Linked DNA regions of Homo sapiens: region 2 is linked to region 1. Evidence: chromatin contacts called from ENCODE Hi-C or POLR2A ChIA-PET data. All regions are on one chromosome and are shown on one strand. The core of a region is the stretch at or near the end of the contact, and the rest is flanking DNA. Distances in the headings are between cores, read along the strand shown.

Region 1 (2,855 bases), core at 218-2,717:
CTCACTGCAACCTCTGCTTCTCGGGTTCAAGTGATTCTCGTGCCTCAGCCTCCCAGGTAGCTGGGATTATAGGCTCCTGCCACCACGCCCAGCTGATTTTTGTATTTTTAGTAGAGACGGGGTTTCACCATGTTGGCCAGGCTGGTCTTGAACTCCTGACTTCAAGTGATCTGCCCACCTCAGACTCCCAAAGGGCAGGGATTACAGTTGTGAGCCACTGTGCCCGGCATTTTTTGGTTTGCTTGTTTGTTTTTGAAATGGAGTTTTGCTCTTGTCACCCAGGCTGGAGTGCGGTGGCCATGATCTTGGCTCACTGCAACCTCCACGTCCCGGGTTCAAGCGATTCTCCTATCTCAGACTCCCAAGGAGCTGGGATTACAGGTGCCTGCCACCATGCCCGGCTAATTTTTGTATCGTTAGTAGAGACAGGGTTTTGCCATGTTGGCCAGGCTGGTCTCGAACTCCTGATCTCAGGTGATCCGCCCATCTTGGCCTCCCAAAGTGCTGGAATCACAGGTGTGAGCCACCGTGCCCGGCCAAAAAATACTTTTATCACTCCCTCGCTGCAGCTGTCTATGACTTTCTCCAGGGGGTAAATAATTCACATACACAGCCTGTGAAGGCACTGGCATTATGGACCTTGGGTTTCCAAATAACACTGAAGAAAGCGAGTCCATGGAAAACTGATAATCAAGAAGCTTTATTACTTCCAGGATTGCTTATTTTTAAAACCCCTGAAAGGAAAATGGCTTTAATTCAGAAACTGGCTTGTGGAGTGGTGGTGGGGCAGCGGCGAGGCAGGGTTGATACAACGGCAACTGGAGGAAGAAGTTACTGTGAGGGGAGGCCCACCCGCATCCGGTGCCCCAGTGGACTGGTGCCACCTCAGCTGGCATGACACCTGCTAGAGCTGTGGGTATTTCTCCTATTCAGGAGCTCTGGGTCTGTTGATGCCCGCATATGTGAATTGGGCCCCAGGGCTCTATGCCACGGCCTGGAAGAGGCTTCATGTCAGAACTTGATGGATGGGGGTGGGATGGGGGTGGGAGGGAGGTGGGGCAGGCACTATGCCAGGAAAGGTCAACAGAGTCTTGTTGTGCCTGGGAGGGAATTTGGACTTTATCCTGAGACAAATGAGGAACTGTTAAAGGGTTTCAGCCAGGAAAAGGCAGGATAATTTTTTTTTTTTTCTGATAGAGTCTTGCTCGGTCACCCAGGCTGAAGTGCAGTGGTGCAATCGTAGCTCACTGCAGCCTCTGCCTCCTGGGCTCAAGTGATCCTCCAGCCTCAGCTTCTCGAATAGCTGGGACCACAGGTGCATGCCCCCACGTCTGGTTTATTTTTTATTAATATTGTTTTGTAAAGATAGGGTCTCACTGAGTGCCCAGTCTAGTCTCAAACTCCTGGTCTCAAGCAATCCTCCTGCTTCTACCTCCCACAGTACTGGGATTACAGGTATGAGCCACTGCAGCCTGCCCAGGATAAGATTTGACTGAGAAAATACATAATGAAAAAATGCTGGGCACAGTAAAACTTCAGTGACTCATTTAAAGGAAGCTATACTGTATTCATCCCATCAGCAGCTACATAGATTATGACAATGTCCATATGTAGGCAAAAGATATTTTCATTCTACAGACAATACTTAGGACATGTAAGGATTTAGGAACATTTGGCAAAGACTCTGTGCCCTAACCCCCCACTCCCCTAGGACTCAAGACTTACGGGTTAGGCATTGCTGATCCAGTTAATGGCAATGCTAAATTGTTCTTTTTTTTTTTTTTTTTTTTTGAGATGGAGTTTCGCTCTTGTCATCCACCCAGGCTGGAGTGCAGTGGCGCGATCTTGGCTCACTGCAACCTCCACCTCCCGGGTTCAAGCAATTCTCCTGCCTCAGTCTCCGGAGTAGCTGGGATTACAGATGCCTGCCACCACGCCTAGCTAATTTTTTGTATTTTCACCATGTTGGCCAGGCTGGTCTCGAACTTGTGACCTCATGTGATCCACTCTCCTCAGCCTCCCAGAGTGCTGGAATTACAGGTGTGAGCCAGTACCCCCAGCCTGAACTGCTCTTTTTGACAGCAATAAACAAGTTCAGCTTCATCCTTCCTTAGGTTGGTAAGACCGTGTCTCCAACATCAAGGGAAAGCATGCCTTCCTATTTGTTATAAGGGACCCACAACCAAGTTGCCATTTAAATATATGTGAAAAACAAAAGAGGATCTAATACCCAACATGCATTTATACTATTTAGGACTGTTAGCAAGACTCTATTGCCCATGTGATTTTATAAATAGTATTATGACAACAGTTTTGAATGTGTCTGACTGCACATTGACTCATTTAATCCTCACAACGTCTGCTGGGGTAGGTGCTGTTATTGCAGTTGGCATAAACTACAATTAATTATGTAATTTCTTGTTGAATATTCATGTTCTGTGATCAGTTCCATGAGAGCGGGAAGCTCGTCTTGTTTATCCTTGTATCCCTGGTGCCTACAACAGGGCCTGGTATGTGGCAAGCATTCAAAACGTATTTACTGAATAAATTTCGTATTCCCCTTTACAAGTGAGGACAGAAAGGCTTAGAGATGTTAAATAGCTTACCAACCTTTAGGTCACCAGCTAATCCAAACTCACATCTGTTGAACTTTATCTTCTTACCAGCTCTCAAGTAGTCTAAGGTTTTATAAAGATCACATAGCTTGGTCGAGTTCCTAGCTATTAAGTAGAAAGTTATTGAGAGATTAACAAACACTTTTTTAAAGATTCTTCCTTTGTTTTTAACCATTCTGAAAACATAAAACAGAATTCAGAGGAGAGCAGTAGTGGAATGGTTATGTTTAAACTTGCCAT
Region 2 (2,855 bases), core at 219-2,718, 34 kb after region 1:
TCTTCTAGAGGGGCGCGTGAGAACTCTGGTAGGCAGGAGCTTGCTCTGAAACTACTGTGCTAGTCAACCAATTGCCTCAGCTGGCCACCCAGGGCCTGGCATCCACACTGGTCCCTGGCAAGCCGTTCTGCACAGAGGTTTTCACACACGTGGGTACGGAGCACTGGCAGGAAGTACGAGACATTAGAAATTAGAAGCCCAAGCTAATAACACAGATCACCATCGGGGCTTCACTTTTTGCCAGCCACTTCTACGTAAATATATCTGGTTCTACCCTTCACTCAGCCAAGGCATGGGCGCTACTGGCCTCTGACTCAGCGCTCTTCATTGGCCTCAGCTGTTAAACTTGCTCCCTTCTGATATTTTGCAGATGCTAAGCACTCAACTGGTTTGTTGTGGCTTTGCATCGTGCTCTTTCTCATAATCCTGAGATGAGAGGCCACTATGTCCTCTGGGTCTGCGGGACTTCTGGGGCAAGGGTGCGGGGCAGGCCCAGCACAGGTGTCCAGGGAGCTGCCCACACTGCCGCTGTGTGCTCTTGGGAGTCCTGTTGGCTGTTCCATTCTCCTCTCTGCCCACAGAGGTCACAGTGCCCTTGCGAGTAAGCAGGAGAAGGCAGAGTCATGAATTAGCAACTGGAAAGGATAAATGCCAAAGGCCTTGCTATGAAATCGAGGACCCCGCACCAGCTGCCCCGAGGTCCCTCTGGCTCATTTCCTCCTGTTCTCTCCTCACGTCACTCCTCATTTTTCCTGGAACATGCCAGGCCCACTCCTGCCCCAGGGCCTTTGCATCACATGCCATCCAGATAACCTGGTGCTCCCTTCCGGATTCCTGCTTAGCTTTTTGTTCTAATGTCTTTTTTCTTTTTATTTTTTATTTTTATTTTTTTGAATCGTGGTCTTGCTTTGTCACCCAAGCGAGGCTGCAGTGGTGTGATCATGGCTCACTGTGGCTTTGAATTCCTGACCTCAAGTGATCCTCCAGCCTTAGCCTACCAAAAGCTGGGATTACAGGCATATGCCACGGTGCCCAGCCCTAATGTTACTTACTCATTGAGGCCTTCCTTAGCTGCTGTCTCTACAATTGCAAGCCCCCACCCCTCCCCACCCCCCACCATCTGCTTTTTCCTTGGTGCCTCTCACCGTCTATCTTATCTCGTTAATGTTTGGTCTCCCCACCTCAGTGTTTTCATCTGTTTGCCTGCTGCTGCATCACCAGCACTGCAACAGTGCCTGACACATAGCATGTGCTCAGTGATATCTGTTATATGCATGAATGAGTGGGGCTGGACTGTGAGCTGATGAGGTTCTTGCCATGGCTAACTCCAGGCAGTCATGTCATTTGGCCCAGTTCCACTCCCTTCTGGGCCTGACTCAATTCATCTGGGTAATGAGGAGGGCACAGGAGCTGCTGCGTAAGCTGCCCTCCAGCAGTAATAATTGATGAGTCCAGGCAGTATCCACTTACCACGCCAAAGAGGTCCAAGCAGCAGGCAACAGGGGAAGGGAGGCAGGAAGCAGCTGCCAGGATGACTAATTGGGATCTCATGTCATTGGCTCCACGTGCCAATCCTTACAGACCTCAGCAAAGCTCAGGACTATTAGCTCCTGAGACTCATGCAGTCTCCTGGTCTGACCTGTCCCTCAGTGACACTCGAAAAATAACTCAGCCAGGCGTGATGGCACACGTCTCTATTTCCAGTTACTTGGGAGGCTGAGGTGGGAAGATCACTTATGCCCAGGAGGTTGAGGCTGCAGTGAGCCCTGATCACTCTGCTGCATTCCAGCCTGGGCAACAGAGCAAGATTCTGACTCAAAAAAAAGAAGAAAAAGAAAGAAAAAGAAAAAATAACTAATAACTTCATCTTACAGTGGTGACACGGAGACCTGGAGCAGGAATACAGAGATGTGCCAAACTTTGTACAGAAATTTTGCAAAACTAGATTCAGCTCTCATTCCACAAATACCAGGACCTCCCCTGCACCAGGCACTGTTCTAGGCAAGGACAGAGCAATGAAGAGGGGAAGCTCCTCACCTGTGTTTCCTCGTGAGGCCTGAAGCGCCTGCTTTCCCTTCCACCTCCTGCTCTCCAGCCTCTTAAGTCCCCTCACTCTGTGGTCAATCTAATTGGATAGAACCCTTTCATCTCAAAACCAAAACAACAGCGACCCATGCACACTCCTAGTAGACCAATGGGACTGTAGCACTGATTTCACCATATGCCCCTCCTGCATCCCAGGGACGTCAACTCTGCACTTCAGTCCAGCTTTCAGGAAACTCCAAATCTCTCCCCCATTCCCACCTCTTCCTGTCTATGGTCCCACTGTGAGCCGATAGAGTTCTCACCACGGCTGACACCAGGCAGCCATGTGGTTGGGGCCAGTCCCATTCCCTTCTGGGCCTGATTCAGTTCATCTGGCTAATGAGGAGGGCACATGAGCCTTCTGTGCCTGTTGGGCCGGCTGCCTCAGTGACCACTGCCAATTGTGTGTTCCCCTTATTCAGCACCTTCATACCTTCTTCCGGTTTTGCCCATCTGAGCTGAATCAATTCCTCCATCTTCACAGGGAGGTAGCCTTCTCTCAGTCCCCAAACCCTTGATAAGGGAACGCACCACCACCTCGCAGGCCTGCCTGACTTGAGTGCATCACAGTTCTCCACCTAATTATTTGTTGTCCCGGATTGTTTCATGTATGTATGTCTGATCTCTCCATAAGACTGTAAACTTACTGAGGGCAGAGATGACGCTTACCTTTCCATATCCTACATGCTTTAGCCTGGTGCCTACTCACTGGGCAATCCATCAGTGATGAGTTTACCTGGATTTACTAATTCGTGATATTTACAAAGAAT

The links. A loop is a pair of places that touch in the nucleus more often than their neighbours do. ChIA-PET counts read pairs that join two places held with the same protein, here RNA polymerase II (POLR2A). Pooled maps may share reads with other maps.
Region 2: a loop to region 1 is called in a map of mammary epithelial cell, with 6 times the contacts of the local background. The contact joins two enhancer-like sites. A Hi-C loop is called at or near these places in 9 of 168 maps with a recorded cell type or tissue (Calu3, GM12878, HepG2 and 6 more), 2 of 37 single-sample maps with no recorded cell type and 5 of 50 pooled maps. POLR2A ChIA-PET finds 5 or more read pairs at or near these places in 13 of 52 experiments (AG04450, BJ, Caco-2 and 10 more).

The regions. Positions count from the first base shown.
Region 1 is chr2:85,470,109-85,472,963 of GRCh38, forward strand. No RefSeq gene overlaps it. Among named protein-coding and RNA genes, the nearest start is that of SH2D6, 53 kb to the left of the region's middle. Within about 2 kb of position 1,468, at least 6 of the 41 ENCODE cell types and tissues checked have a DNase peak (open chromatin) inside an H3K27ac peak, as active enhancers do.
Region 2 is chr2:85,503,608-85,506,462 of GRCh38, forward strand. No RefSeq gene overlaps it. Among named protein-coding and RNA genes, the nearest start is that of PARTICL, 34 kb to the right of the region's middle. Within about 2 kb of position 1,469, at least 19 of the 41 ENCODE cell types and tissues checked have a DNase peak (open chromatin) inside an H3K27ac peak, as active enhancers do.